2 separate regions of the Mus musculus genome follow, and region 2 is linked to region 1. The links are chromatin loops, found by intact Hi-C in ENCODE. Cell type or tissue: gastrocnemius. All regions are shown on one strand. Each heading gives the region's core, and the rest is flanking DNA. Links, peaks and the distances in the headings are about the cores only.

Evidence for each region. Peaks named below come from ENCODE experiments on the same cell type or tissue, not always from the same donor. Only the 100,000 strongest peaks of a DNase experiment are listed, where the experiment ranks them.
Region 2: it touches region 1 in a loop (3-fold over the local background); 22 of 42 quality-filtered maps call a loop at or near these places.

The regions. Positions count from the first base shown.
Region 1 is chr2:155,072,329-155,088,990 of GRCm38, reverse strand. Gm45609 (a long non-coding RNA gene) reads right to left here and starts at 14,479. Exons shown (of 3, transcript XR_001783519.2): 1 at 7,517-14,479; 2 at 6,650-6,757. Ahcy (S-adenosylhomocysteine hydrolase) reads left to right here and starts at 14,494. Exons shown (of 10, transcript NM_016661.3): 1 at 14,494-14,626. The coding sequence starts at 14,599. It overlaps Gm39966 (a long non-coding RNA gene), which reads left to right and starts at 14,817. Exons shown (of 2, transcript XR_866885.2): 1 at 14,817-15,041; 2 at 15,285-16,662. In gastrocnemius, for the core only: a CTCF peak has its summit at 6,411 (motif pointing left); a DNase peak (open chromatin) is centred at 6,404.
Region 2 is chr2:155,183,885-155,200,546 of GRCm38, reverse strand. Itch (itchy, E3 ubiquitin protein ligase) reads right to left here. Exons shown (of 25, transcript NM_008395.3): 11 at 14,943-15,117; 12 at 11,041-11,110; 13 at 8,337-8,421; 14 at 1,084-1,212. It also overlaps the pseudogene Gm14227. Among named protein-coding and RNA genes, the nearest start is that of Gm52565, 44 kb to the left of the region's middle. In gastrocnemius, for the core only: a CTCF peak has its summit at 6,292 (motif pointing right); no DNase peak of the experiment used is centred there.

The DNA of each region.
Region 1 (16,662 bases), core at 2,964-10,963:
AAACTCTCTACTGAGGGGTTTCATGGGACTGCTCTTGATAATAATAACTCAAAATGGAACACCAAGTATGGATGTGGCAGGAACAAACTTATATTCATCATTTCCTTCACTCTATTCAATAACACTAGGAGTTTACACTGCTGTCCTTTATCTAACGGTGGAAACACCCTCACAGGATTCACCTCTGCTTTAGAGCTGGAAAAATGACCGTGGCAGATTAAATGGCTCCCGAAAGATGTATTCACATCCAGGCTAGCATGTGCTAGAAAGATAAGTAAACAGGTATGCTCAAACAGCAGCTTTGGCTTCTGTATGACGTATGATCCTAGCTCCAGCCCCTTGTGCAGAGGCTATGAGCGTCTGCCTGGATGCCTAGATTCAAGGTCAATGTTTGCATTTCAGGATCCCAGTCTTCTGAAGACCTTGCAGGATCCTTCTCCACAGCCTCTTGTTAGCCTTTCTCCACTTGGCAGTTCGTCTCTACTCGAAAAGGGGAAATTGAAATATCAATCATTAACACAATCTTTGCATCTAAAACTGCCCGTGACCGTGAGAGTCAGATAGATAGGGGACAAAAGGAAATGGGATGTAGGATCCAACCCTCTGTCTCCACTTTTGCCTCAGAGGACACACTCCAGGCTAACTTCCTTCTCTTTGGTCTTCCAGTCCACGTTTCTGTCTTCACTTTCTCTGTAAGAAGTGACCATAAGATGCCCAGGACCCTGTGTGGAGTGGGCACCAGGTGTGCACCCCAAGGCCAGCTACCAGGCTGGCTGATTCGCTTCCCTGGAGATTTACCTCATCCTCTGAGCGATGTTCTTAAGCACTTCCTCACAGTTGCTGAGGGTGATTGACAGCACCCGCACCCATGCCCAGGCTCTGGAGTCCCTGGGTAGAGCTTGATCTGACATAGCAAGTCTTGCTGCAGCCCCCATCACCTTAGCTTTCTCTCTGGGAAGTGGCAGCAGGGGGACAACACAGGAGACAGAGTAACTACAGTCACCAGCTAAGCTTCCACCGTGTCTACCACATCTCTCTCACTTCCCAGCAGGGTTAGATTTCTAGGGCTGCTGAATAAAGGTCACAACTCTGGTACTCTGGTGGCTGAAAACAGCAGCAATTTATTCCTTCATACTTCTCCTCCTCCTCCTTCTCTTCCTTCTTCTTCTTCTTCTTCTTCTTCTTCTTCTTCTTCTTCTTCTTCTTCTTCTTCTTCTTCTTCTTCTTCTTCCTTTTTTTTTTTGGTTTTGCGAGACAGGGTTTCTCTGTGTAGCCCTGGCTGTCCTGGAACTCACTCTGTAGACCAGGCTGGCCTCGATCTCAGAAATCTGCCTGCCTCTGCCTCCTGAGTGCTGTCCTTCATACTTCTTGAGGCCAGAAGTACACAATGAAGGTGTGGGCAGTGTAGGTGCCTTCTGAACCTCTGAAGGAGAATCTGTCCCAAGCCTCTCTGCTAATTCTGGTGACTGTTGGCAGTCCTTGGTGTTATTGTTTGTATCTGAAATGTTTCCCATGAGCTCATGTATTTTAAGACCCAGTTCCTAGCTGGTGGCACACTTTTGAGAGATTATAGAACTACCTGGATGGGATACATGGCTGGCAAAGCTGGGTCACCAGGGACAGGCATTTGAGGGTTATAACCCTGTTCTTTTTACTTTCTGATCTGCTGGGATCTGAACAAGCTGTATCCTACGATCCTGCTATGGTGGCCTGAGGCAATTCATCTGCAGGGCTTCCCACACCACAAACGATGTACCCTGTAACTGTGGACCAAAGAAACCTCTCTTTTCTGAAGCTGCTTCTAACAGGTATTTGGTCCTAATGATATGAAAGTAATAAGGGACCTGGAGATAGATCTCAGTTGGTAAAGTGCTTGCTCTGCAAGCATGAAGACCTGGGACCAACATGAAAAGCCAGGCAAAGGGCTGGTGAAGTGGAAACTTAAGGGTTCTTTGGAGTCAGTTGTGTTGGATGGTGTTTTGCTGGGGCAAACACGTGAAGGAGTGTTTTCCTGACATGAACACAGGTGAAAGACTAAGGCAGACTCGTGAAGGAACATTTTACTGAAGCAGACACAGGAGAGAGGATGTTCTGCTAAAGCAAACATGTGAAAGGACACATGATGAAGGATTCCTTAATAATGACACACATGTATTGGTCTGCCTCAGATTGTGTAGTTGAGCTCCATTTATCGGAACTCCAAAGACTTGGGCTGATTAGACATATGCATATGTTGAGGTAAGACCTGTGCTGAGGCAAGGCACGAAGAGGACACACGATGTTTGGAGGGTATAAATAGGACTCAATGGAGGGATGGAGACAGAGCTTGGCTTGCTGGTACATCTAGCTGTGCAATGCTTGTGGGTCTTGTGTTTTTCACTGATCTTCACTTCCCTGAGAGATGCACAGCTGAGAACATCTGGTGTTCCTGCTGACCCATGCTGAAGCTGAGGCCTGGCTGTCTCCTTAGATCATGCCACCACTGCTGCTAACCCAACTGGACTGCTGGTGTATCCGAGAAGTGTTTTCAAGTGGATCGAGCTGTCGTTGCTAACCTGTGAACTGAACTGCCCATTTCTAGACAACACAGATGGGAGTTGCTCCAAAAAACCTTTTTAAACAGATCCCCTCCCCTTCCCCCTTATCCTTTCTTTTCCACTACCTCTGGAGGGTGGTGGGCCACAAGGGAAGTTAAAGTGTTTAAGAACCATCATTAAAAATACGATTTGAAAAAAACAAAAACAAAAACAAAACAAAACAAAAAAAACTCCAGAAAGTTACAGGCTGGAGAAATGCCTCAGAAGTTAAGAGTACTGGTTGCTTTTCTAGAGGACCTGGGTTCAATTTTCAGCACCCACATGGAGACTCACAATCATCTCTAACTCGAGTTCCAGGAAATCTGATGGCCCTACTTCACCTCTGCAGGCAACAGGCATGCACACAGTATACAGACACACATATCACACAGTATACAGACAGACACAGACAGGCTCCAAGGCTTGCTGACTAGCCTGTCTAGCTGAATCAGCAAGCTCAAGTTGGAGAGAACTGAGGAAGACACACGCAGTAGCTGATGCAGTTGACATTCTTTGGCTAGTGGATGTGCAACTCACAGCCTGCCTTTTTCTTCTTCACGGTGTGGTCTCTGTGACTCTCCCTTTTTTTGTTTTTTGTTTTATCTCTTATAAGGACATTTGTGTTCGGGGTTAGTCTGGTTCAAATGCTAAATCCTGTACCCCAAGATCTGGTTGCCCCAAGACTAGCAAATTCCCACATACCCCAGCTTTAGCTGTAAAAACCTTGCCCCCCCCAATTTAAAGCTATTGGTTAAATACAAATGACCATAGCTAATTTCTGGGAGAATAGGGAGAAGTGGAGTTTGAGTTACAGGGCTGGGAGGTGACAGGGAGGGAGAGAAGGCAGCACAAGGAGAGTGTAGGAGGAGGAAGACAGAGAACAGGAGGTCTCTATTAGATGTGATGGGCCAGGACCTCATGCCCAAATGGGATGGACCCTAGACGAGCCGATGGAGCAGAAGTCACAGGGAGAGATTCAAACAGCAAGAACTTGGGTGATACACCTGGAGAGTAGCCAGTTTAGCGAATAGAAATATTGATTAGGGGTGATCCCCCAGTAACTGTGCTAGAGCTGATTTAAAAAAATCCATAGGACTCTGCCTTGATTATTGGGGTGGGGTGTAAATGGCTGGTCATATCAATAACCAATTGTTAATTTTTTTAAAGATTTGTTTATTTATTTATTATATGTAAGTACACTGCAGCTGTCTTCAGACACATCAGAAGAGGGCATCAGATCTCATTAGAGATGGTTATGAGTCACCATGTGGTTGCTGGGACTTGAACTCAGGACCTCCAAAAGAGCAATCAGTGCTCCTAACCGCTGAGCCATCTCTTCAGTCCCACTAATAGAGTTTATACAACTTCATTTATACATTTGAAATTGAATTTAGGTTCTTTTTCCTGGTAAGGCCACCTTTACAAACACTAGAAGCATCTTTTAGTTAGGGGGCCATGATTTAGCTTATAACGCCATCCCTGCCTGTATTTCCAGAATAAGTCTAGAAATCATCCTAGTTTCTGGAAATTGGCAACAGCAGTGATTCCTCTTACGGTCTCTCCTAGTTTGTCTTACCTTGACACTTGATTGGGCAGGCTCACCTTTATCAGGAAGGGAGCAGGAAACAGAGAGTGGAAGCCAAGAAGACAGGCAAATCATTACCAACACAGAAAGTTCTGCAATGTGGGAACATCAAGTCCAGGGGCAAAGAGCTCCTTTGGCACTATGCAAATGAGAGTGCCAACCTGCGTTCATCAGAATGATCCCAGGCCGCAGAGAGAACGTTGGTGAGGGAGCATGTTGGCATAAAAAGAGTGGGGCTGATGTTGGCCTGCAGACTTTATATAGCATCAAAGGTTTTTGTTTTGTAGTGTCTTGTCTGCCCACCACCATTATAGGACACCACAGACCCAGTTCCTAGGTATCTAATTTTTTTTTTTGAAGAAGCTGGAAATCTGGACTCCCCATTTGAGTTCCCATAATTTTCAAAAGTTGACAACTATGTCCAAACGTCAAGAAGCAGTTAGCTATGACCTCAATGTTATAGCCTCTGCCCAACTGTGTGTAACCATCCACTACTCTCTACAAGCCTTACAGGTAGCTGTCCTCGCCAGGCTTTCTTGGATGCTGTGATAAGGTGTCCCAAGGCTTTGTTTCTGGTCTGAAGGAGTTCAGAGCCTCTTGAGCTATTGGACTTAAGGAGGCTGGAGGCGTGCACAATATATTTTTATGAAAATGTGCCAACCCTACAAAACTATATGGTCTTTAGAGCCAGTCTCACTAGAAATTTCTTCGGCAGATCAGTTCTTTCTCTGGTGGCATTGAATAAAAGAGGCATTGGGGTACTCATATGAGTCTTAAGTATGCAGAGATGATGGTTGCCAGCATCAACCATAGGTGTAGATTGCATACACACATGTATGTATTCTCACACATGTATACATGTATGAGAATCAGAAGCAACTACAGAGGAAGTGGCAAACGTGGAGAGGATGGTTAGGGTTTGCTAGCCAGCCAAGGCAGACAAGGGGGTGAAGGGATTCCATCAAGACCCTGTATGAAAGCAATAAGGCAGAGAGTGATAGAGAAGGACACTCAACATCTCCTTTCGACCTCTTCATGTGGGCACTGGACACACACAGAGAGCCGCACAGACACATACACCACACACATATACACGGACCACACACAACCATATCAAAACAAAGCAAACCAAATAGGCTTGTTGTAAAGGCTGATCCTTGCCTAACCTTGTTTATGGGTGAGCAAGGTAGTTTTATATGAGTATTTGGTTTTTGTGTGTGAAAACATGTGTTTGCTTAATGGAGCTTCAGGGACCAGGGACTTTGTCTTTGTATCTTTGCATCTGACAATTTCCAATAAGAAGTGTGTAAAGCCAGGCGTGGTGGCGCACACCTTTAATCCCAGCACTCGGGAGGCAGAGGCAGGCAGATTTCTGAGATCAAGGCCAGCCTGGTCTACAGAGTGAGTTCCAGGACAGCCAGGGCTATACAGAGAAACCCTGTCTCGAAAAACAGAACAAAACAAACAAATAAAAAAGAAGTGTGTGGTGTGAGAATAGGGTGATGAGCGGGCTGGTGGCTGGGATTCCGGGGTCAAGTAGCATGGGTGCCTCCTTTATTTTTTTTAACAATTTATTTATTTTGGTTTTTAAAGACAGGGTTTCTCTGTGTAGCCCTGGCTATCCTAGAATTCACTCTGTAGACCAGGCTGGCCTGGAACTCAGAGATTCGCCTGTCTCTGTCTGCCCTCTGAGTGCTGGGATGAAAGGTGAATGTCACCATGCCCGGTTTTGTGGGTGGTTCCTAACTATGAACAAATTGCCACAGTGGGCCTCAGTTTTTAATCTGTAAATGGGTATGAATACTCATCCACTTTATAAACAGATTAAAGCATTTAGAATGGTGGAGAATGGTGGAATCTGGTGGTATTTGCCTTTAATCTCAGCATGTGGGAAGCAAAGGCAGAGACAGGTAGGTGAGGGCAGGTAAATCTTTGTTGAGTTTGAGGTCAGCATGTTTTACACCATAGCCAGTTCCAGGACAGCTGGGCTACACAGTGTGATCCTGTCTCAAAAAAAAAGTGAAGCAAAGATGTACACAGTGACATGAGTATCTCAGTAACTAGTGCCACAACCAGTGGCTGACTCTGGGCTAACCCTTCATAAGTTAAAAGATCACTCATAAGGAAGTGCCATCCTCCTTCTTTCAGGCTCCATTTGTTTCACAGGAAGAGCCGGCCATACAACTCAGCTCAGAGTGTACCTCGGGCTGAAGTCAAAGCTGGGTGCAGGGTGCCCCCGCCTGGCAGAGTCAGCGAAAGGCGACTCCAGCCTGGCTAAGGCTAACCTCAGAGGTACAAGGTTGCCCTTAGGACTGGGCTCCTCCTTCCTAGAGACCCTGGCCAGGGGCAGAAGGCAGGGAGGCTGACACTTTTAAGTCTTCCCAACTAACAGCCGCCTGCTTTCTTGTTTTTTTCTTCCCTCTAGGCCCACTCTAACCCTGATCATCAGACTGGGCCAAGCTCCTTGTTATAAATGCTCAGTGCATACCTGGGCAGGGTCGTCCTTGAAGAAGTGAAGAGGAAGAGGTGGAGCCGTCTATGACCATCTGAATGCTGTAGATCCTGGATGAGCCTATTAGTGCCAGAACCCAGGGGTCTGTAGAAGAGGTGAAGGTCACCTTCAGCTACCTACCAAGTTGGAGGCTAGCCTGGACAACAGGAGACCCCTTTTCAACCTCTCCTCTCCTCTCTTCCCTCCCACTTTCTTCTCCCCACCCATTCTCTCTTCTCCCCTCCCCCTTCCCTCCCTTCCCCTCTCCTTCCATCCTCTTCCCCCTCTTTGTCTCCCTCTCTGCTCCAGAAAAAGACTCAGATCAGGGAATTCCTAACTCTAGAAACAATCAAGACCACGTGCTGAAGCTGAGAGGCTGGAGCAGGCAAGACCTGTCATTTCACAAACACTGTGTCAGAAGCTGAAGTGGACATCAAGGATAGAACATTTGGCAAAGCTAGACACATTTCTGACTTCTCTGCTAATGCGACAAACACATCATTGGACAAGTTTGATATAGTGAAAGTTTATTTACCCTGTACATGCCATTACATCTACACCCATTTTATAGACAGACAGGCTGAAGCTCAGAGAGGACACTTGGGTGATGAGGAAACTTGTTTCCCAGTGGCTGAGTGTGTAGGGATATGGAAGGGCAGTGATGTGTGGCTGGCTCTGTAAAGGCAGCTCCTGGAACCCTTGCCACTCACCTACAGCAATCTGGAAAGAGGAAGGCTGAGGTAGGATGGAGAGTCCTATTTCAAGGACTGAAGATGTCTACATTGCCAGTAGAGGCCTCAAAGCAGACTCAAAGAACATTTACACATAGGAGGGGGCCTGAAGAGGAGGATGGGATGAAGGTACCTGGACAGGGATAGAACAGTGTTGGGAGGGGTCATCTCAGATCGGCAGAGTCCAGTCCCATCTCCTGAAGTAGGCGTACTCAACACTTGGACCCCATTCCTCTGTTTTGTCACCAATGAATCCACAGTGAGAGGCCAGGCCATGGGAAGGCAAGTGAGGATGCTTCGGAATGGACAGCCTAGAACACCCCTCAGCCAATAGCCAGGATCCTGCTAGCCCCACCCCTGGCACAGGGACCTCAATGTGCAAAAGCACACAGGAATGGAGGTACAAAGGGCAAGTGGAGGGGCCAGGGTGCCCAGTGGCTTGACAGGCATCACTGGAGCTTGGCCATTTGTCACTGTGTTTTTCATTGGAGTCTATGTCCCACCTCCTCCCTGGCATTGCTAGCAACCTTTCTCTCATTTTTTTAAAAAGATATCATTGCAGATGGTTGTGACCTACCATGTAGTTGCTGGGAATTGAACTCAGGACCTTCGTAAGAGCAGTCAGTGCTCTTAACCGCTGAGCCATCTCTCCAGCCCATTAGTAGTCTCTTGTAGCCAGCCTGGTACATATGTATATATAGGAAAAGCCCTGTCTGTCTGCCTGTTTCTTCTCCACCCCTCCTCACAATCAAGAGACTATCATGTAGCCCAGGCTGGCCTCAAGTTTGTTATATACCTGAGGGTGACCTTGAACTCCCGATCCTCCTGCCTTCACCTGCCAAGTGCTGGGATTACAGGTGTGTGACACCAGGCCCTGCTGTTCCCTTTTCTTTTAAACAAACAGCATCATAGGACTTATTATTCTACACTTTGTTTTCTATTTCCTCATGTATCACACCCTGAAATGTGCTTGATGTTAATAAATTGGCTGTCTCTGTAAGATGACTCAGTGGGTAACGGTGCTTGCTACCAAGCCTAATGCTCTGAGTTCAATCCCTAGGTCCCTAGGACCCACACTGTGGGAGGAGAGATTCACTGATGTGTTACATGCACACACAATAAACTTAAAAAACAGAGCCATTTTGCTATTCCTCGCTGGGGATCATATAATTATGTAACAAGCCTTCTACTGAAGGGCATGCAGATCTTTTTTTTAGCCTTTGGCTTTTAACGTCACCACTCACACGTGTGTACGTCTTTGGTGTCCTACAAGTGTGGGGTCAAAGGGTGAGTTTGCTATCTTGTCAGTAGTTACCAGAGTGTAGTTTAAACCAGGTTTCCAAATACTATGTCCTGGGAGTTTGTTTCCTCAAAGCCTTACTTAAAAATGTGTTCAGCCATACTTAAAAACATATGTATCTAAGTAAACTTTAAAAAAAGAAAAGCAAATATTACCTTTCTTCAAACACAGGCAACATAGCAAAGGGCTTTCCACTCCCATCTGGCACCAATGAGATGCCCCACCCCCTCAGAGTTTTCTCCTTGTTCCCTTTCCATTGTGAAAAGATAAAAGAGCCAATCGCGAAGAGATCACAGCCGTCCTAAACAGGTACGTGCATGAGAATAGACTTGTTAAAATACATGAAGCAAAGGCTGATGGGTTGGAAAGGACAAACTGAAGATTTCTTTTTTTTTTTTTAATTTTTTTCTTTCTTTTTCTTTTTCTTTTTTCTCTTAAACTGAAGATTTCACTAGCCTCTCATCATTTGGAAGAATGACTAAGCAGAGGTATAGAATTCAGCGTTGCCCTCAGCCAGCAGCACTTGATTGATTTCTAGCTGACTCATGAAACAGCAACAGACTATACATTTATTTGTTTCAGGTGCTTGAAGACGCCCACAAAGTTTGACCACATCCTGGGGGTTGTCTTCCTTTGTTTCTTGTTGTGATACAAAAAATCCTTACCAAGGAAACGTAAGGCTTCATTTTAGCTCATTATTCACAGTACAGTTTCCCTCCCAGAGAGAAACTCAAGGCAGCAGGAACTTACACCAGCTGTCACATCCACAATGAGAAAAGCCCAATGGATGCATGCATGCATGCATGCATGCTAACATTCAGCTCCCTATCTTCATCTTAGAGAGGTCCAGGGTCTCCTGCTGGGAATGGTCCAACTAAAATGGGTCTCCCCACATCAACACCAACCTACCTAATCCAGATTAATCCCTCACAGGCAGGCTCAGAGAACCATCTCTGAACTGGTTTTAAGAGTTTTCAGGTTAAAAGTCGACACTAACCATCACATGAGTCAAACCTCAAATCTCTTACAAATTAGAAAGAATTAAAGTTATACAGAATGTGTTCTCTAACGACAATGGAATCAAGCTAGAAATTAATGACAAAACAGTAACAGGAAAATGTCTGAACCTTTCAAAGCAACACGTGGCTAAATAGCTCACAGGTCAAAAAAGAAGCCATCATGAATTTATTATTGTGTGCACTCACATGGTGTGGTGTGTGTGTGTGTGGTATGGGTTGTGTGTGTGTGTGGTAAGTGTGTGAGTGCCAGCATACATATACTACACTGCACATGTGGAAGTCAGAGGACAACTTCCAGGGCTGGGTTCTCCTCTTCTACCTTCAGGTCAGGATGTCTTTTGTTTCTGCTCATCTTTGCAAAGCGAGCAGTAGAGACAGGAAAATTACCTAGGAGTTTGCGGAAATTTGCAAAGATATCTATCTACCCACCTATCTATATTCCTAAATACATAAACAGAACCTACCAGGCCCATATAATGTTACTTGTGCGTATATATTTCCAGGGCTGACTGTCTGATACTGGATCAGCAGTTGGTGCTTTCTCTCCTGGAAAGGGTGTTTCTCCTACTCTCTGTCTTCCTTAGCTGCTTCTAGTTCTTTCGAGTGTTGAGGACTTGGTGAGCTTCTCTCTTCCACGTTAGCAACTCTCCCGGTATTATTCCTGTTCAGGACATATGTAGGCATGCATGTTTGTGTGATCTCATGGGTGTAGCTGCTCCGACAGTTCCAGGACACACATTCTCACATCAAACTTTTTTGTTTCTCTGGCTCACAAAATCTTTCCCCCTCTTCCTCTTCCACACTCCCCGAGTCTTAGGATCAGGGGTTGTGTTGGTTGTAGATGTACAGTTGGGACTGGGCTCTCTACATGTCTGCATTCTGATCAGTTCTAGTTTTCTGTAATGTAATCTGCCATCTAGAAAGAGAAGTTTCCTCAATGAGGGAAGAGAACTACACTGATAAATATTTAGAATGTAGTCGGGGATTACGCTAGTTCAATAGAGTGGTGGAGATTCTTCTCCATGATCTATGACGTCCCTAGCCTTGGGCAGTTGGCTAGGTTTCTAGTAGCAGGCATGATTTCCCACTTATTGAGTGGGTTGTAAGTCCAGTTTGAGAGCTGTTGCTTATTGCCAAGGTATCTGTGGCACTACTGCACCTTAAGGTGCATTATTCTGCTATACTGGTCTTTGTTCTGGTTCAAAGGAGGAACCAGGTTTGATCTCCAGGTTCATTTGCATCAGGTGCATCACAATTGCCTGTAATTCCAAGGGTCGGATCCCCTCTGGCCTCCAAAGGCACCTGTACACACATGGTACATATAACTCACACAGGCACATACATAATATTAATACAAATAAAAGTATTTTAAAAGAGTTAATAGGAGTTCTGTATAGTCTCTTTTACAAAATAGAAGAAGAGGGACCACTTCTGTGTTAGACAACTTTCTATAACTATAACAAAATACTTCAATCAACTTAACAGGAGAAAGGGTTAGCTGGGCATGGTGGCCCAAGCCTGTAATCTCAGTACTTGAGAAGCTGAGGCAGGAGGATTTCAAGTTGGAGGTGGGAAAGGGTTACATAATGAGTTCAAGGCCAGTCTGGATTACACAGTGACAGGAGAGATGGGGGACTGAAGAGAGAAAAGAAAGGGAGAGGACAGAGAAGAGAGAAACAGAAGCAAGAGTGATGGTGTGTGCATATGTGTGCACATAGATGTGTGTGCATTCTTGTGTATATCTATATGCGTGCATTCGTGTGTGTGTGTGTGTGTGTGTGTGTGTGTGTGTGTGTGTGTGTGTGAGTGTGTGCAAGAGAGAGATTGATCAATTTTGGTTCATGGTTTTGTAATTGGAACACTGGAGTTTGTGATAGCTGTCACAATGGAGGCCAGTGAGCACAGTGGAGATTGCATCTTTAGGTTGTGTTTTATTCACACAGTCTCCGTCTGAGATTACAACGGTTTACAAGGATGGGTGGGGAGTGGGGAAGAGGATAGAGGGGGCAGGGGCAGAGTGTCCTAGTTTGCTTTCTTTCTTTTTTTTTTTTAAGATTTATTTATTTATTTATTATATGTAAGTACATTGTAGCTGTCTTCAGACAGTCCAGAAGAGGGGGTCAGATCTTGTTACAGATGGTTGTGAGCCACCATGTGGTTTCTGGGATTTGAACTCCAGACCTTCGGAAGAGCAGTCGGGTGCTCTAACCCACTGAGCCATCTCACCAGCCCCCTAGTTTGCTTTCTGTTGCGGTGATAAACACCAAGTCCAAAAGCAACCTGAGCAAGGAAGAGTTTGCTTCAGCTTACACTTCCAGATATGCATCCCTGAGGGGAAGTCAGGGCCGGGACCTGGAAGCAGGAGCTGAAGCAGAAGCCATGGGTAGCTGCTGCTTACAGGCTTGCTCAGCCTGCTCTCTTACACTCCTCAGAATAAGTACTCAGGGTGGCACCACTCAAGATGGCTTGGTCCTCCCATGTCAATCATTAAGAAAGAAAATGCCTCCACAGGCCTGCCTATAGGCAATATGAATGGAGGAGGCATTGACTCACTTCAGGTCCCTCTTTCCAAGACGATTCTACCCTGTGTCAAACTGACAAGACCAAAACCAACCAACCAACCAAAAAAAAAAAAAAAAAAACAAAAACCTGACCAGGACAGCCTGTTATGTGATACTTTCCTATGAATTATTGTCCAGGCAGGCTCCAGAGGCTCCTAAAATAACACAGGTTGTTGCCACTGTTATTGGTTGTCCACCAGAATTAGACACTTCTTAGTTACTGTTCTGTTGCTATGAAGAGGTACTATAACCAAAGCAACTCTTGTAAAATTAAGATTTTTTAAAAATAAATACATCATTTCCTTCCTTCCTTCCTTCCTTCCTTCCTTCCTTCCAACCACAATTTCCCTCCCTCCTTCCCTCCCAGTCTCTTTCCACCTCCCACTGAATTTACTCCTCTGTTTCTTAAAAGAAAGAATTTGATTGTGGGCTTGCTTACAGTTTCATAGGATTAGTCTATTATCATCGTGGTGGGGCATGGTGGGGATATTTCCAGAGTATGATGCACTCACAGTGCTGGGGCAGTAGCTGAGAGTTACATCCTGGTCTATAGGCTGAAACAAACAGACAGATAGACAGACAAAAGATAGAGAGAGGAGGGAGTTTATACTTGTTACTGTGAGTCTAGTCAAAGATGCATAGCTGGGGAAACGGTAGGTCTTCAGGAGGAGCCTACTACTGTTGAGTTAAATGTTGTCTCCTAAATATTTGTTTATAGTCACAGAGTGGCACAGTCCTCAGTTTTGGTCAGAAAAATCTCCTTTTGTAGCAAATGACAGGTAATGCAAATGACCATGGCTGGTCGAGGTGCTGAGTGTGACTGTCTCAGATCATATCACGCCCTTTCAAAGCTCAGGGGAACACCATAGGAGGAGGAGCAGAAAGAACGTAAGAACTGGATGGAGGGGAGGAGGGTTGTGGACCCACACGGCATGGCCGTTGCAATCAGAACTCACAACTGCAGCTATTTGCCCAGGACCTGCACAACACTGGATCCCCAGCAACATTCAGTCATGGATGGGGGAGGTGTCCCGGGACATTGCTAAAATTCCCTCCTAGGAGACAGAAGCAAAATCTACACCTCCTCCCAAATAAACTGAGGTATGATTCTGCGGAAGATCCTTCTGGGGGAACCGGTGAGGTCAGTGAGCTTCCTGACAACGCATACACAGGTCAGGGGGTACTTACCAGATAGGGGTATGAATGATGCTTTTCCCCAAAGACCACAGCTGGAGACCACACCTCAACCAGCAGGGATGAGGGCCTCGCCAGTAGACGGGTAGCTGGAACCTACTTCCCTGACTACATACTCTAGTCCTTCCCTGAGGTCATGTTCAGTTTAGGCAGAATTGCATATAACAGGAGGTAGGGTGCAGCTGGACACCCAGGAGAAGGTCTTGTGACCCTCCTTGTTACTCCATGAGGAGACAGATAAGTCCAACGGAGGCCAACTTTTTACAAAGGGGCCAACTGAACTCCCCAGAGATGGTATATGCACACAACATGGGGCCTGGTTTCCTTCCTGAAAGCTAGCCGCTGAGAGCCGCTGAGAGAGAAGTCATACTCTTCAGGTGTATAGTCATTGGTGAGTTATCTATGCTCCTGCGGATAGCTCCGCAGTCATTTCCATGTGAGCAGCCTGTGAATCACCAAGAAAGACTACCGAATGAGAAGGTGTTGAGGAGGGGGTGGGGGCGAGCAAGGAAAGGCAAACAGAGGGAGGAGAGAGTGACACAATTGCAACCGGTGATTTTTCTTTCTTTGTTTTTGAGATAGGGCCTCACTCTGTAGCCTCGGTTGGCCTGGAACTAATTAGCGATAGAGCAGACTGGCCTCGAATTTGTGACAAATCTCCTGGCTCTGGCTCCAGAGCGGGAGATTTCAGACACTGTCTCCAGAGTGGGGATTCACAGGCACATACCACTAGGCCCAGCTCTTTACTTTGATCTTGCAAGAGTTTTACAATTGAAGCAGTTAAGGCTCAGGTTAGTAAATTGGCTAGAGTCTAAGAATTCTGCCTTGTTTTGACCTCTGATTCACTGGCTGGACGGATGGGAGAAGAACCGCCTCTCTCCACGCTCCCTCCTAGTCGAGTGCCAGGGGTCCAAAGGCCACAGTGCACAAAATTTATGATTTTTGAGGCAGAGATCAGCCTTGCTCCCGCTCCGCTCAACGCCTCGAGCTAGGCTCCGCCCCTAAGTTTCAGCCCCCAGCAGGTTCATGAATATTCAAATAAGAAGATATTTAAAGACGCCGGCGCCAGGCGTAGATCCCTGCCCCGCGCCGCCCGGCCCCCTTCACTGAGTTCATCAGTCCTAGCGGAAGCGCCGCCAGCATGTCTGATAAACTGCCCTACAAAGTCGGTGAGTCCCAAGGGTTCAGTCCTCCGTGGCGACTCGGCTCCCGTCCTGGGTTTGTTGTCAGTACCGACCTGCGTCTTGTTTAGGTGGCGGCTTCGGGGCGCCCCGGGACCCCTAGAATCGCTGGCCTGGCCGCGCAGGTGCCCGGGGATTGGAGTCCACACGCCGCCGAGAGCCAGGAGTGGGAAACGGCCGCGGACTACAAGTCCCGGCGTGCCCCGCGGTAGGCGCCCAGAGCGGCAGCGCGGGCTGTGATCTTTGGTCGGGCAGCGTGCTCCTGTCGGAGAGACTGGCCATTGGGAAGCGGCCCTAGAGGCCCAGACCCTGGCCCTGGCGTTTGGCGGCTTGGGTGGCCCCTAGCAAGGGCCCACCGTCTTCTGGGCCTTGAGCAGGGCCGGAGAGAGCATCAGTGTTCTAGGTGCTAATGAGGAGAGGCCTGGAAACGGCTAGTCTCGGTGCAACGGGAACTTAGGGTCCCATCTGCTCAATCTCTGGGATATCTAGTGGATGTCTAGAAAATTTGGAGTGGTTAGAAATTACTGTTCGTTTTGTCCCGATTATAGAAAGCTGTCTGAGTAAACACACCTTAACTTGAGCGTTTACAGTGGGATGGGCACTGCCTTATAGCATTATTCTAGACTAACCCGTCTTATTATTGTAGCTCTCCATGGAAGGAACGGTTTTATGTTTACAATGAATATCCAGAGGTATAAAGGGCATTTTCCCAGAATCTTGTAACTGGAAAGCAGCTGGTTAGAATTTGGACTCAGGACATCATGACCTCTAAGCTCATCTCTTCCACTGCTGTCTGTATACAAGGCAATACACTTGAAACAACCCTAATGGAATTTCAACACAATCCAATTCAAACTGTGCCTAGTGACACAAGCTTGTAATCCCAGCCCTGCTATCACTACTGAGGCCAAGGAATCGATCAGCTCATTTCAGAGGTCAGCCTGGGCATACAGTGAATTCCAGACCAACCTGGACAAGATGGGGAGACCCTATCAAAACAAAACTACAAACCAAACAAACAGAAAAACAAAGCAATTCAGGCTGGTTAGCTTTTAAAATAATTTCAATACTCTATTAAATTGGAAAGGGTCCTCAAAGGGAGATGAATGCTATCCCATTACACAGGAACCTAGGGAAGTGGCTTTGCAAATTCTTATTAAGATAGTTAATCAGCCAGCAGGGCAGTTTATTGTCTCCACTGGGTAGATGCTAAGACTGAAGCCCAGAGAGGTTTAAGTCAGTGTTGTCTTGGCGGAAGAGCTAGAATGGAGGCTCGACATACTGTGTAGGGAGGGATTGGGAGGGGGGGGGACCACAGATTGTATGGATGAAGATTGGGAGGGGGGGACCACAGATTGTATGGATGAAGATAAGGCTGGGTTCTTGCCTGTGTAAGGGTGGAGGCATGATTTGCCCATCAAGTAGGGTATGCTGTATGCTAGACCTTACTCGTTTGGCATTTCCTATGATCCTTGGGCTCAGGTTCAAGTTGATTCTCCTTATTTTGAAGAAGTGGGTTTAGAAAGGGTTCCACAGTTCCGTCTGGCGTTATGGGCAGTAGTCAGTTACCATGTGGGTGCAGGGGCTTGAACTCAGGCCCTCTAGAAGAGCAGCCAGAGAGCTCTTAACCACCAAGCCATCTTTCCAGCCCCCTCCTTCCTTTTTCCCCTCTATTTCATTCATTATTTCTTTTTCTTTTTCCTTGTCCTGTACCATCTCTTCATGAATTTTTGCTTATTTATTTTTTTTGCAGCTGGTATGGCCGGTAGACATTTTCTGACTCCTCTGTGCCAGGGCCTGCTGGTCACTGGAGGTATTGAGACCCAGGCACACGGCTGAGACAGATAGGCCCGTATGGTATAGTGTTAGTTTTATGTGAGGAGATCTGCCACTTTTCTCTCCATGGCTACCAGTCCCCAGTCTCATCTCTCCTCACAGGTCTGTGATCTCCTTGCTCCCATTTTGTTTTCCTGCTTTTTGAGCCTCAGCTGGTCTTGAATTCCATCTTCCTTTAGCCTCCACAG
Region 2 (16,662 bases), core at 3,185-11,184, 110 kb before region 1:
TTATTGTTGTAGGGCTTTTTGTTATATGTACCCAAACATAATAACTAAAATAAATAATAACATTATCTACTTATAATTAACTTCTACATCTAAGTTATCTCTATAACTTTATTAGTGCCTAATTGGACTGATTTCTCAGTTTCTGCTGTAAACATACGCTTTTAATTTGCAGAAGTATAAAACTCAACAAAATATTAGCAAAAGTATTTAAGCAGAATTAAAGAATTGATGTCTGAATCCTCCATACCATGTGGGATTTACAGTTAGAATATAAGATAGGTCAACATATGAAATCATGTATCAACATAACAGCAAAGAAGGCTGCAGAGATGGCTCAGTGGTTAAGAACACTTACTGTTCTAGCAAACCAGAACTTGGAGCTTGGCACATATGTTAGATGGTTTACAAATGTCCGTGTATCTCGATTTCATCATCTTTCTGATGCTTAACTTAATCTTGTGTTTGTTCATCATGATCTTAAGCTACATCTGGGCTGAGTGTATATAAAATACAGTCTAGCTTGTGAAAGTATATTCTGCAGTGCTCACACAAGGAGGCATTTCTCCTAACCTGTTGAGTGAGCCATGCCAGTGTATAAGGGACTCCTAGGCTGATCATGCTGGGACAATGCTTTGAAAACAGCAGAAGCAGAGCCAGGTGATCTCTGCAAGCTCAGGACCAGGATGGCCTAGAGAGTGAGTGCCATACCGCCAGGCTACAGAGCATGTATAGTTCAAAAAGAAGAAACAACTCAATTTAAAAAATAAGCAAATGCTACATTGTGGTGGTGCATTTCTTCAATCCCAGAATATTAGAGGCATTGGAAGCAAAGGTAGGCAGATCTCTGTGAGTTCAAGGCTACTCTAGTTTACAGAGTGAGTTCTAGGTCAATCAGGGTTACAAGGTGAGAATCTCTTCCCTATCCCCAAGCAAAAAAAAAAAAAAAAAAAAAAACCACCAAGATTCAGTGTACAGTGCCTATGGGCCCACCTCAAGTACAACTTTGTCTTTATTAACTGAAATCTTCTGTGGAAATCCAAGAAATTAGCTGTGCTTTTGATTTATAATGTTTAGAAAACTTACAAGGCTGATTTTCCCGTTCGTGGATCTATATAAGTAGTTGCTCTTCTATTGTGGTCCACAAAATATGGAATTCCATCCACTGTGAATCTCATTTCCCAGCCTTCTGGTAAGGGCTTTTCATTTAACTGACTACAAAATACAGAGGAAAACAAAAGATATTAAGACTTGCTTCGGGGGGATCGGGCTTCCACTCCAGCGCAATCATGACTATTATGTCCTATAATGAAGGGGCCGTCATGGCCATGAAGGGAAAGAACTGTGTGGCCATGGCTGCAGACAGGCATTTCGGGATCCAGACCCAGATGGTGACCATGGACTTCCAGAAGATCTTTCCCATGGGTGACAGGCTCTACATAGGCCTGTCCGGCCGGGCCACTGACATCCAGACAGTTGCCCAACGTCTCAAGTTCCGACTGAACCTGTATGAGGTGAAAGAATGTCGGCAGATCAAGCCTTACACCCTCCTCATGAGCATGGTGGCCAACCTCCTGTATGAGAAGCGGTTCGGTCCCTACTACACAGAGCCTGTCATTGCTTCATTGCTGGCCTGGACCCGAAGACCTTCAAGCTCTTCATTTGCTCTCTGGACCTCACTGGCTGTCCCATGGTGACTGATGACTTTGTAGTCAGTGGTACCTGCTCTGAACAAATGTATGGGATGTGTGAGTCTCTCTGGGAGCCCAACATGGATCCAGAACACCTGTTTGAAACTATTTCTCAGGCCATGCTGAACGCGGTGGACTGGGATGCCATGTCGGGCATGGACGTCATCGTCCACGTCATTGAGAAAGACAAGATCAGCACCAGGACGCTGAAGGCCCAGATGGACTAACCTGTGCTCTGTGGATGGACTAACCTGTGCTCTGGTCCCATCTCCCTTTTGTTGTTTTTCTTTTTAATAAAATCGCCTTTCTTTCAAAAAAAAAAAAAAAAAAGACTTGCTTTTTACCAAATACAGAAACTAAAAATACCCATAAATCTTTCAGAAAACATACATGGTCCTGTATTTTCAGGTGTATACTAGAGATCTCTAGCTGGACATCCTACAAACACATACATTAAAATTGTCATCAACAACATTCAAATGAATCATCACAGAATTATTGGCTAATGTTCTCCCATCTACTTAATAACTCACTTCAAACAGCCAGGGCACCTGAGTTCACTCATGAGACCTTTGCAGTCTTGATACTCATCCCTTATCTTCGATTCCCACCCTGACTCTAGCTATCTTCACCTGCACTGTCCAAGCAGCTGCCCACATGGTTCTGCTGCTCCTGGTCCTCACTTGGGCCTACATACGATACTGTAGACAGAGCTTACTCCTAAAACAGATTTCATCAATCCAATTTCTCTTTTACCCTGAGATTTCACACACATGGCTATTGATCATTTTCCCAAACAAGTCACAACTGTCACTGGCCAAGTGAAATATTCCCCCATTAACAAATTGTTTTCTCTGTTTCAGCAACTTAAAAATTCTTTTTGAAATATCCTTCCCTACTTCTTTTGTTTATCTTTATACCTGCCCTGGAACTCTGGGCAGCCTTCTTTAACCTTCAGTTTCTTTATCCATAAAATGCAAGCAACAGCCAGGCATGGTAGCACATATTTTTGACCCCAGCACTGAGGAGGCAGAGGCAGGTGAAACTCTGAGTTCCAGGACAGCCTGGTCTACATAATGAATTCCAAAAACCCAAAAAACAAATAAAAAACCAAGACGAGGATATCAAGTTAAGATGCACTGGAGAGAAGCCAGGCAGTGGTGCGCACACCTTTACTCCCAGAATTCAGGAGGCAGAGGCAGGCAGATTTCTGTGAGTTCCAGGCCAGCCTGGTCTACAGAGGGAGTTCCAAGACAGCCAGGGCTACACAGTGAAATTCTGTCTTGAAGAAAAGAGATGGACTGAGGAGAAGTGGAGGAGGAAGGAGGGGGATGGATAAGACCAAACACATTGCAGACATGAAATTCTCAAAAGATATATAAACATATTAAACAATCAAGACAATACTATAGAATAAGACTATCTGAGAAAATGAAGTAAAGAAGTCTTCAAGCATGATCACTCTATTCCCATCTCTCCCAGGACTTCCTATGGCTGCTGGCACGGCATCATCATCCCTCTGCTTGTAGCTTGGCAAAACTTTCCACTCTGCAACTGTTAAGTGAGGGTCAGAGCCGAAAGTAGCTTATAAATCAACAGTGGCCGCTACAAACAACCTGTTACATGCCCAAATACTTGATGCATTTGCATAAATATTAAAATGAATTCTAGTAAACCTAATTTATTGTAGACATAAATGCTATCATATTTTTGGGTAAAATGAATGGAACTTTTATCCATGTGTTCAGTTCATTTATTTTTTCCTCTTTCTTTTCATTTGAGATAGGGTCTCATGTATGCTGGACTCATTATATAGCCTAGCACAGCCCTGAACTTCTGACCTTCCTGTCTCTACTTCTCTAGCACTGAAATTATAGGCGTGTGACACCCATGGGGCTCTTATGGATCAAAACCAGAGTTCACTCACGCAAACACCATCCCAACTGAGCTATATACATCCTTCCCTCCCATCCCTGGTTTTAAAGCCTCAAGGTTCATATCTAATGGGCTTGGGATGAGGAAACATTGGAAATACTTAAGTTTACATCACAAAATATAAAAAGCAGAGATTTGGAGGCATTTAACATCATCACTATAGAGAAACACTACTAGTTTGGGCTGCTGTTTTCCTCAAATGTACAAAAAAGGACAAAGTGCTGTATTCAGAAGAACACTGCCTCAAATTTATTTGACAAACTATTAAAATGTTAAGAATGTTTAGTCCAAAATGAGATGCATGGTATGGATATCAGCCATAAAATACAAGGTAACCATGCTATAACCAACAGACCAAAAGGAAGGCCCAAGGGTGGATGGTTAAATTTTTCTCAGAAGGGGAAATAAATAGGTATAATGGTGGATGCAGGGAGGGAACTAGGTGGGAGAGGGGATAGAGTGGGGAATCAGATATAGGGAGAGCAGGGGAGAAAGAATGGAAATTGGTGTGTGTGTGGTAGGGGCAGATCTCAGAACATGCTAGAGACTTGGGATAGAGGCAGGCTCCAGGGGGAGTCTATGGGGCAGGACGACTCTAGCTCAGACTCCTAGCAGTGGGGGATATGGGCATGAAGTGGCCACTTCCTGTACCAGACAGGACTCCCAGTAGAGGGATAAGGACACCAACCTGCCCACAAAATCAAAGATGTGTCCTGCCTACAAGATGTGCAAGGATAAAGATGGAAGAGAGACTGAGGGAATGACTGCCCCAAATTGAAACCCATCCCACAGGCAAGAATCAGTCCCTGACACTATTAATGATACTCTGTTATGTTTGCAGACAGAAGCCTAGCATAACTGTCCTCTGAGAGTCTCAACCCAGCAGCCAATGGAAAGAGATGCAGAGACCAATAGCTAAACATTAGATGGAGCTTGGGGAGTCTTATAAAAGAGTTGGGGAAAGGATTGAGGGACCCAAAGAGGACAGGGACACAACAGGAAGACCAACAGAGTAAACTAACCTGGACCCTTGGGGGCTCTCAGAGAATGAACCACCAACCAAAGAGCATGCATGGGTTGGACCTCTGCACAGATGGAGCAGATGAGCAGCTAGGTGTCCATGCAGGTCCCCCAACAATAGGAGCAGAGGCTGTCTCTGAATCTGTTGCCTGCCTGTTGTGGATCCTGTTCCTCTAACTGGGCTGCTTTGTCTGGTCTCAGTGGGAGAGGATTCACCTAGCCCTGCAGTGACTTGATGTGCTGGGGTGAGGTGGGGGAGTAGGACGAGGGTGAGACCTAGAGGGAGCTCCTTTTTCTCAAAGGAGAAGGGGAGGAAGAAATGGGGGGAGAATTGGTGTGAGGGGGTACAGGGAGGAGAAGGACTGATATTGGGATGTACAGTGAATAATAAATTTAATAAAACATTTTAAAAACAATATTTAGTCATATTCATATAATTCAATAGAAATGCCAATGAAGACTACAGAAATATAAAAGATATTTCACTTCTATGGTGATTATAGTTGCTAGATAAGCTCAATAACCAGCTGTCTTTAAAACAAAATGAATTAGACTGGCAAACAATATTGATGAAGTATTCCGTGATATTCAAATAATAGATTAATGCATTAAAGGGCATAAGCACCTCTTTTTAAGTGAAGTATTTTAAATGAGTGAGCTAGACAGACTTTTTTATTTGTGATGTCTCATGAAATGATTGTTAAGCTCTAAAACTTTATCAAGATCCAAAAAGGAACAAAACAATAGCAGCAACAAGTTACAAAAAGGTGACTTGCTCCGTTCGATCTTTAAAGACAAGAGGAAGAGATTCCTCATTCCCTGACCTAGGATATAAAGAGAGTTTTTTTTCTTTCTTTCTTTCTTTTTTTTGAGAATTTTTTTTCTTAAAAAAAAAACAAAACAAAAACAGATATGTTCTGTGAATATTTTTTTGTTTTAATCTCAGGTGTGGGATAGGAAAGAGGCTGCTTCATAGCAGGTGACTATGAGTTGCCTTGCATTACTAGTGAGGGTGTGGTTTTGCCAGCTGCAGATAGTTTACATTTGGAATTCTGGAAACTTTTGAGAGAGAATAAATACCAGAGTCCCAAGAATGGCTGGAGGTGCTCCAAAGAAAGATGAAGAAAAGGATGAGGATGAGGAGGAGCCACAGCAGCCGTCTGCTGCTCCTGGTTGCTGCTGTTGTGGTTTGTCAAGTGATCTTGAGCAAAGAGACAAATGAAGATGGAGATACCCTGACTAAAAAAACTAGACTGGCCCTAAGAATCCCCGTCCTTAATCAGCAGGAAGTAGTTAACAAAGGTCTACATCTCATTTCCCTTCTAACCTCCTTTCTCTTCTACCTAGTGTTGGGTTGGAGGGGATTAGGGTGGCATAAAGGTTAGAAAGGAAAATAGAGGTAATAAAAACATAAAATAGTAAAATAAAAAAATAGCATCTACACGAGGATGCTGGGGTCAAACACTAACTCATACATGTCACCCAAGCACTGTACACTGAGCTGCATGTCCAGTCCAGAGACAACTTCACTAAGGAATCATAATGTTTTTATCCTTAAAGTGTTGTATCCTTCTTCTTCTTTTCTTTTTTTTTAAGATTTATTATTATATCTAAGTGCACTGTAGCTGTCTTCAGATTCTCCAGAAGAGGGCGTCGGGTCTCATTACGGATGGTTGTGAGCCACCATGTGGTTGCTGGGAATTGAACTCAGAACCTTCAGAAGAGCAGTCGGTGCTCTTAACCACTGAGCCATCTCTCCAGCCCTCATTATTCTTCTTATGAAATTAAATATATTTAAGTTAATGTAATAGTTGTATAAAAACTGGTATTTGGTGGTACTTAGAAACAGGTATTTTAAATTCAAAGCATACCTTAAAAATATAAGCTATTGAAATGATATTCATGAGATTTGTATCATGAAGAATTACTCACACCTAGAGAAGGCTGGTCTTGTCTTCACTACTGGAAAGTGATTAATTAGTAAAGGTGTGCCCATTAGAAAGGCTCCCCTTTGCCTAGAGGCTTTGACTCCTGGACACCCTACAACGAGCAGAGGCCTGGGGCACATTTTATCAGCTGCATGCTCTGGAGGAACACCACACTAAGTTTTATTTCAAATGTGTATGGAGGTGGAAGAAAGATCACTCAGGAGGGCAAATGGACACCTCACTGGAGTCCACAGACTTCCCTGGTTTGTAACATTTACATATTACGAACATTAATGCATGTTCACTCTCCTTTAGCAATGAGGATTAGGAATCCTCTCAGACTCTTCTCTGCATATGTCTTCCTTCTATTATTTCTCTATAAAAAATATGACTGAATATGATTCAGTAATTCTAGTGGCTTCTGTTGCTGCTGCTGCTGCTGCTGTTCACAGACAGGGGCCCACTAAGTAGTTGAGACTAGCCTGGAACTCATGATCTTCCCACTTAAGTCTCCTAAATGCTTGAATTACTGGTGTATACTACCCTTAGGGAGAGAGAGAGACACACACACACACAGAGAATTAGTGTGTATGTGTGTGTGTATATGTATGTGTATATACACATACATATACATACAAACAATTTATTAATATAAAATACATATATATAATTGTTTACATAAAGAGAGGAAATTGGAACAAAAAAGTATATATAAAGAAAACTATGTGAAGACTAAAATACTGCTGACACAAGCCAACAAACTGTAAGGAAAAACCAGCCACGCCTTTAATTCCAGCACCTGAGGAAAAGGCAGGCAGATGCCTCTGAGTTTGAGGGCAGCCTGGTCTACAGAGTGAGTTCCAGGGTAGCCAGGGCTACACAGAGAAACCTTGACTCAGAAACAAAACAAGAAGGAAAAGCAGAGGAGACAGGAGTAGCCACTGTTAGGAGGCTGGACCACACCTTTAGAGGTGGCATAGTCTGGTGACACCTTGATCTCTGACTCCTAGCCTCCAGAACTCTAAGACAGTATGCTTATACGTGGAAACGGAAACAGGGAATTACTCGTTTCTCTCTCTCGTCTGTGTCTCTCTGTCTGTCTCTCCGAGGCAGTATCTCACTATGCTGAGCAGTCAGACTCCCTCTGTCTCTCAGTGCTGGGATTACAGACGTGTGCTGCTGCACCTGGCCTGAGAATTACTTTGAGCATGTGCTCTTTTTTTTTTAAAAACAAGGTCTTAGCTTTAGCACACAGGATGACAAATAGCTCAGTCAGATCATTGTATACTGTCATCAAAGCACTAAAAAAGCAAACCTGTGATGACAATATCTCTTCATATATGAGCCAGCACATATATGCACAAATACTATACCATATACTATACACACACACACACACACACAGAGAGAGAGAGAGAAAGAGAGAGAGAGAGAGAGAGAGAGAGAGAGAGGTCTACACCAACGAGAGAGAGAGAGGGGGGGGTCTACACCAACTACAGAATCTTTTTTCAGTTCTGTAGCTGTATTGGTGGGAAAGAAAGAAAACCGATGAGTTGTCCCTGGGCCCTGCCCCATGAAACTCATGAAACTCAAGCTCTTCATTACACGTAATGATTAATTACATTATAGGTTAATTACATTATGAGTAATCATTTTTCTTCTTCAAAGGTATGTAGGTAATTCGTTTAAGGTCTTTGAGGAAAATACACAAATGAGTCAAAAGGTACATAACCTCTAGGGGTCGCACACACACTAAAGCTCTTACCCTTGGCTTCTGGGGTCTTCCCACTGAGTAATCCGAGTGTTGTGGTTGACAAAATACACTCTGCCGTTGCTATCAGTTCTCTTCTCTTGATTAAAAAAAAAAAAATGAAAAACACAGTATTAATGGAGTCATTTTCCCCTCAAACTAAGACAAAATGAGCTGAATCCGCCCCTTCAGTGATTGCTGATTTTAATAGTCTATATCACATCACACACATGAAAGTGTATTCTAGCTTTTGAGCAAACGCCTCTCCTCCACCTCACTAATCCAGATGTTGGGATAATCTTTTTGTACACGATGTAAAGATGTGTCTCTGTCCTCCTTTACCTGCCTAAGTCACCTCCTGATTGGTCTAATAAAGGAGAAGAGAGGCAGGACTTCTGGGAATTCTGGGGGAGAATCAGGCCAGGGTGTTCACCAGCCAGAAACAGAGAAGTAATGAGCCACATGGCAGAATGTAGATTAGTATAAATAGGCTTATTTAAGTTATATGAGCTAGCTGGGAACAAGCCAGCTAAGGCCTAAAGCATTCATAATTAATAGAAGTCTCCAGGTCATTCATTACTTGGGGAACTGGTGGGTCAGAGACAACCTGCCATACCCACTTACACTTTTAAGAGTTCTTTCTGTTTCTTAGTGAGATTATAAAATATTATTTTTGGGCTGGGAGTGGTATCTTTGCACTTAAGAGCACTTATGCTATTCTAGAGGACCCAAGTTCAGTTCCCAGCACCCACATCAGGTAGTTCACAACTGTAACTCAAGAGTACTTAAGGTTTCTGAGGGGACCTGGACTTAGGTGCACATGTCCACATACAGACCCACATATCCACATAAAATAAAAATACAATAAAAAATTTTTAAATTTTTAAATAAAAAATTTCTAAGAAGCTAAAAGATTTATTTTATATTGTCCTGCCCATATAACTTCTCAGCTATTTAGCTTTACACAAATGACATATGGGTTTGTGTGTGTGAAAGTAGGTGTGAACTTAAGGTCTATGAGAACTAGGTAGGGAATTTACACCTCAGATACTCCGTCAGCTCCCTCAGCCCACGATTCAAGATTCTGAGATCAAGAGGTGATTTTTTTTCCCTATAGCTGCTTCAAAAGAGTAAAAAATGGTGTGTTAGTAAGCATCACCATAAAAATGAGTCCAAGTTCTGCTGTAAAATGAAAGGTGGGGGCTGGAGAAATGGCTCAGTGGTTAAGAGCACTAGCTACTCTTTAGAGGTCCTGAGTTCAATTCTCAGAACCCATGTGGTAGCTCACAACTGCCTGTAACTGAAGTTCCTGAGCGGATCCACTCTTCTGTAGGCACCAAGTATACCCAGATACATATGCAGGCAAAAAAAAAAATGTATACATATAAAATAAAAATGAACATAAATCTTAAAAAATAAGTAGAAGATGGAGTATAAATGTGTAGCCTTCAACTATATACAAATAAAAGAGGTGTAGAAGCAAAGCATACAATCTATGTCTAGCAATGCAATGTCTGACAGGTTAGGTTCAACACCAAAGGGCCACACCTCCTTTTCTAAAGCATTTTGCTTTGTTTTCTATCAACCATACACTCACCATTCCACTACCCTAACCATCAAAAGACTCCACCTCCAGACTAACATATATATATATCTTCTTCACTCAGAGAAATGGCCTATTTTGTTCTGTCTCATGGTGGCTGTATATATGCCTAGTGGGTGGAGATATATACATATATAAGCATATTTACACACATGCATATGGAGCCCAGAGGACAACCTCACATATGTTTTTTCCTCAGGCACTACTATGTTTTTTGAGCAAGAGTTTCTCATTGACCCAGGACTCATTTGATTGAGCTAGCCTAGCCAGCCAGCAGACTCTAGGGACCTTCTCAGATACCTTTCCTCAGGAGTATAAATGCCTGGCAGCACACCCATCTTTCTTCACAGACAGTGGGGAGTAAACTCAAGTTCCACACTTACACAACAAGCACTTTACTATCTCCTGCCTTTGTTTGTTTTGTTTGGTTGAATCAGGATTTCCAAAAGTTGATGCTGGTTTTAAACTCAGTGTGTAGCCAAGGCTGGCCCAGAACTCCTTGTGCTGAGATTATAGGCATATACCAATCATCTCTCTGGGTTATTACTAAAATGTTTTGAGTATAAATGATTTAAAGAAAAGAAATGATGGATATTTTTCAAAGTAGATTATGTGTGCTTCCCTTATATGTACATGCCTGGCTTCCCTTCATTTTTTAGACTGTCTCTCTCTGAACCTGGAGGTCAACAATTTGACTAGGCTTGTTAACCAATAAACTTCAGGGAGCTGTTGATGTCCTCAACCTCCATGGGGTTGCCGTCATGTGCTATCAGGCCTGGCTCTTCACCTTGGTCTTAGGAATCCAACTCCTGTTTGCATGGCAAACGATTTTCCTACTTAAGCCATTTCAGCTTCTGTTCATTAGAGAGCATCCAGCCGCAAGTACTTGGTGATGGTAACAGACACTGGAGCCCCTACAAGTATATAAACTTGTGAAAATGACTTTCTTCTCTAAGCTTAGCATTCCTTCCAGATGATTATATTCATAATCTGTTTCTTTTCACTTTTTTGCAATGCTAGTGACTGGACTCAGAGCTATACCCTTGCAGGACAAACATCTCTAGTCCTGGTTTTCTAAGTAACAGATTTTCTAAATTAAGAAACTGATGTGCTTACCCCATCCAGGGGGCAACGGACCAAGCGGATCAAATTCTTTGTTTTGTGATGTAGCAAACAAATCTTGATTCTATAAAGAATAAAAATAAATAATTAAAAAAATATAATTCACAATATAAGCACATGATTTCAGAGCTAATGTATGAATTCCAGTATGACTTACCTAGCATACACAATACAACATATTCTTGCAGAATTCATACCCTAGAAAAGTTTTATATAGTACCAACATAGTTTATTTTGGCTAAAAAATATGTTTGAAAACCCTATATTATAACAATAAATGTTAGTTCAAGATATAGCAAAAAAGAAAAAGAGAGAAAGAGAGAGAGAGAGAGCGAATATGAATGCTATGGAGTGGAGCTAGCGAGATGGCTCAGTGGGTAAGAGCACTGACTACTCTTCCGAAGGTCCTGAGTTCAAATCCCAGCAACCACATAGTGGCTCACAACCACCCGTAAAGAGATCTGCTGCCCTCTTCAGGTGGTGTAGCTGTCTGATGTCAGCTACAGTGTACTTATGTATAATAATAAATCAATCTTTGGGCCGGGTCAAGCAGGAACTGAGCGAGTGGGGTGGACCACAGTGAGCAGGGTTGACCAGAGCAAGCAGAGGTCCTAAAAATTCAATGCCCAGTACCCACATGAAGGCTCACAACTATCTGTACAGCTACAGTGTACTCACATACATAAAACAAATAAATAAATCTTTCAAAAAAAAAAAGAAAATGCTATGGAGTATTATCTAACACTTAAAATTATGTGTAATTAAAATAGTACATAAATACATAAATTCTTACCTACAAATTACATTTATAAAAACCAAAACCTGGAGTGGTAAGATAGCTGGATGAAAACAATCTTGCTGAGTACTCAAAACAGAGAAACAGGAGACAGATGGAGTAGGGAATAGAAAGACAACAAAGTGCCACCAAAGCAATTAAGTATCTATTTCACAAAGAAGGCAAATGAGTCCTGGTGAGATTAAATAGCTTATTCAAAATTACTCAAAGTAACTGTAGAACCAGGAACCAGATGTATCTGACTCCAAAGTCATCTGAGAACCATGTGAGAACTAGGGTTGAAAGCAGCAGGCAAGTTTAGTAGCCACACTTAGAAAAACAGAAACTAAAATGTGAAACAGAACAGAAGAGATGATTAGCAGAGGCTTCTAGATGTTTAGAAGGCTTAGCCAAGAAGATCTGAAGGTGAAGGCCAACCTGTCTCAAAATACAATGTGACGAAGGTAGGGCAGCCACGACACCACTGAAGAGCAGCAACAGTGGCTCTGCACTACCCCATGGCAGTGGGCTCCAAGAATGACACAGGTAATGAAGAATGGGAGCAAGTTGAGGCATGGCCAGCACTGTGATCACCTCTCCAAGCACATAAAATTTGTGTGGCAAATGCTATGGGGGGTATGTGGCTCTGTGCCCTATGAGCAATGCTCTATGCCACTTGGTTCCTAAAGCCAAGTGAGCCCTGACAGTAAGGATGTACATCCATGCTCAGAAGATGTGTGAAGAGTTGAGATAGTGTTGGCTGCCATGAGGAAAGCAGCTGCCCAGACGTTCTAAGTCTACCTATCCCCTCAATAGACACGCCCCCATACACTCTCTGATAAAGATGACTTTGTCCACAGCAGTAAGTGGACACTATTCTAATGATGAGGTACAACGAAAAGGCAGCAGAGGCTGGAGAGATGGCTTGCAGAGGACCTAGGTTCTGTTCCCGCATCTATATGGCAGCTTCACAACTAGCTATAATTCTAGACGCATGGGGATGTGAACTTCTGACTCTATATAATACTGCATGCATGTGGTATCTGATATACAGACAAACATTCAGGTGCTCAGACACATAAAATAAAAGTAAATAAAGCTCCCCAATCAATCAATAAGTAAATAAATAAATAATCAAACAAAAGAAACAGGTAAGAAAATGGAGGAAAGGTACTGTCTAGGAAGAAAGGAGAGCCATTTTCCTCTGGTGCACTATAAAGAAAAGCTCACACAACGCTGAAGAACCAGCAGTGGAAAGGCTCAGCTTCCCCAAGGCCCGCAAACTGGCTTCTTTGGTTTACGTTCTATATACTACTGCAACAAATCTATTTTTTTATATAAACATACTTTTAAAAAAAGATTTATTTATTTATTATATGTAAGTACACTGTAGTTGTCTTCAGACACACCAGAAGAGGGCATCATATCTTGTAACGGATGGTTGTGAGCCACCAAGTGGTTGCTGGGAATTGAACTCAGGACCTTTGGAAGAGCAGTCAGTGCTCTTAACTGCTGAGCAATCTCACCAGCCCCAAATCTATTTATTTTGACATGGACTATTTTACTTTTCTCAGAGACAGTTCTGTGATACTTTATGACTTCAAATTATAAAATTCCTAGCAGCAGATCACACAGCAAGGAAAGCACAGATATATTTTATATATTTATCACTGTATTTGCACTGTTAGTCTGAAGGAAACTAAAGTCTTTTTGTTATTGGTTTTTTGCTTGCTTTTGTTCTATTTGCTTTTGTCTGTCTCTACTCTACCCTGCCCCACCCCAGACATGGTGGCTAACCTGGAACTCACAACAAAGACCAGAACAGCCTAGAAGTCAAAGATCTAACCGCTTTCACCTCCTGAGTGCTGGAATTAAAGCCATGTACTACCTACCATGTCTGGTTATTTTTGTTGTTTTTGGTTTGGTTTTGCTTTTGTTTTTGAGCAGTGCCTTAGTGTCTTGGAGTTGTCTGGGCTGGCCTTGAACTCTTGAGCTCAAGTGAGCCATATGGTCAACTTCCTGAATGCTAAAGATAACGGGTGAACAGCATCCATTCAGCTTTGTAAAGCAAATACTTTATAAACTTACACAGTGTAGATATATGTATAATATAACACTGCGAGGACTTTAAGCTCTTTAGTTGAGCTGCATACCAGTTTATTCAGGAAACTTTATCAGTAAACGTTAACCACTGCCAACGCTATGCAGTCATAGAAAATTTAACCTCCCAGCAGGGCAGTGGTGGCGCACACCTCTAATCCCAGCACCTGGGAGGCAGGAGCAGGTGAATCTCTGTTAAGTCAAGGTCAGCCTGGTCTACAGAGTGAGTTCCAGGACAGCCAGGGCTATACAGAAAAACCCTATCTTGAAAAACAAAACAAAACCCCAAAACAAACAAACAAAAAAGTTAGGCCCCCTGAGACTTGAACTTTCAATTTTTCTATTAAGTTATAGGCAGTTACATTTAAAATTGTTTGAATTCTTTTCAAACTGCTTGGGTTCATTTTTGGTTGGTTGGTTTTTTTGTTTTTTGTTGTTTTTTTTTTTGTCTTTCCAGACAGGGTTTCTTTTCCCTGTGTAGCCTCGGCTGTCCTGGAACTCACTCTGTAGACCAAGCTGGCCTCGAACTCAGAAATCCGACCGCCCCTGCATCCCAAGTGCTGGGATTAAAGGCGTGCGCCACCACTGCCCGCTTAGGTTCGTTTTTATTAATTTCTTCTCCACAGCTCTAACTTCTTTTCCTTTTCTGTCTCTTTTTAGTAGGAAAGACAGAATTTATGACTAGATCAATATCTACAGATGGCAGCACCTGGGTTACCTAACCCTACTGCCTTCCTTCCATTAGTGCTTCATACGATGCACGCAGGCAGTGTTTAAACACTGGAGATTGTTTGTTTGTTTGTTTGTTTGTTTACACAGTGTTCTGCCTGCATGTACACCTGAATGCCAGAAGAGGGTTCTAGATCTCATTATGATGGTTATGAGTCACCACGCAGTTGCTGGGAATTGAACTCAGGATCTCCGGAAGGTAGCCAGTGCTCTTAACCTCTGAGCCATCTGTCCAGCCCAACACTGAAGATTTTTATCAGTTATACTAATCAATAAATCAACAGGCCCTTACCCCATAGATGAATCTCTGGTTAAACTGCTGCATTGCTCCCTGAAGCTGACTACGCTGTAGCTGCCACTGTTCATAGTTCCGGACAGATTCCAAGGTTGGCCTCTGCCATGTTGTGGTTCTTGTGAAATGATCAACATAATAAATACGTCCCATATTGTCCACACGCCGTTCCCAGCTAAAACAGAAAAGAAATCACTAATTTAAGAAAACTTGTACAAAGGATATAAGATTTTTTACCTTGAGAAACTACTTTTCTCTTTGTACTGAGGACCAAATCCAGGGTCTTACACATGCTACTGAGTGCTGTGTCACTGAGCTACATTCTCAGTTCTTTCTGATTTACCTGAAATCATTAATTCATATTTACAAACTGAACTTCAATGTTTCTAAAATTTTTTCCTTTAAAAGTCTAACATGTATCAGTGAGGTCTTTTAAATATAATATATGTTCAGAATAAGTCTCAATTAAAAAACAACTTACATAGGAATACAACTACCTTTTAACTTACTTGTAATAAAATAATAACTTTAAGACAAAAAGTTTTTCTTCAAATTAATTCATAAGTCTACTATATAGAATTACCTAACACACACACACACACACACATATCACATTCTTATGGTGGAAACAAATTAATACTATTGCCAGCATTACTCTAGATAGAGTTCCTCATCAATATTTAATAATATTATTACCTGCTAATTCAACAAGTCAGACCACCTTTAGTTATGCATTTCTCTAAGAGTTAGTTAATGTCTAGCAAAGTTACCATTTTTCTAAAGATTTTTATTTCTATGTGTATGTCCATGTGTGTTGGTGACTGTGGAGCTAAGAAGGTACTGGATGCCCTGGAGTTGGAGTTATAGGCAGTTGTAAACTGTCTCATGTGAGTGCTGAGAAACAAATTCACAAACCCTACAAGACCAACAAACACTCTAAGCCACTGAACCATCTTCAACCTCAGAGTAGATGTGCCCCTCACCCCATATTTGCTATATATTCCCTTTGAATTAAAAAATATATTTTCTTTCAATCTTATGTAATATATATTAAATGCTCAGTACTATGTTATCAACATGTCCTTAACTTTCTGAACCATTTGCAATGCTTGTAATATACATTAACGTTAATAAGAGAGACTTTATCCTAATAGATACGAGGAGCTGTAACTCCTTCCTCGGGGTGGAGGGGCTAAGACAGCTCTTACATCATAGGCTGGCTTCTCACTCCATGCAGAGCTGAGGATGTCCCTCATCTCCTGATCCTCCAGTTTCACCTCCCAAATGCTGACAATTCAGACAAGTGCCACCATGCTTAGTAGAGTTATAACTCTTGACAAAACTAATTTAAAATTGTGTGACTCTTAGCTGGCTAAAAAGCTCAGAGAGAAAAATACAAAGAACAAGAATTATGGAATCTTTAAATTAGAAATGATAAAAATAAAAATCACTCATCATGGTATGGCAGCATAGGTCTGTAACCCCAGAACTTCCAAGGCTGAAAGGCTGAGGCAGGAGGATCAAGAATTTCTTCTGGAATATGCAGTGAGACTCTATCTCCAAAAACAAACAGTAACACAGCAACAACCCTCAGCACACTCACTCAGAGCCCAGCACGCTCACTCAGAGCTGGTGCTCCAGCTCTCGTCCTTCTAGTCTGTGTCTAGCATAAAGCAAAGGAGAGGAAGAGGAGAACAGGGACTGAAGGAAACCGCAGGTA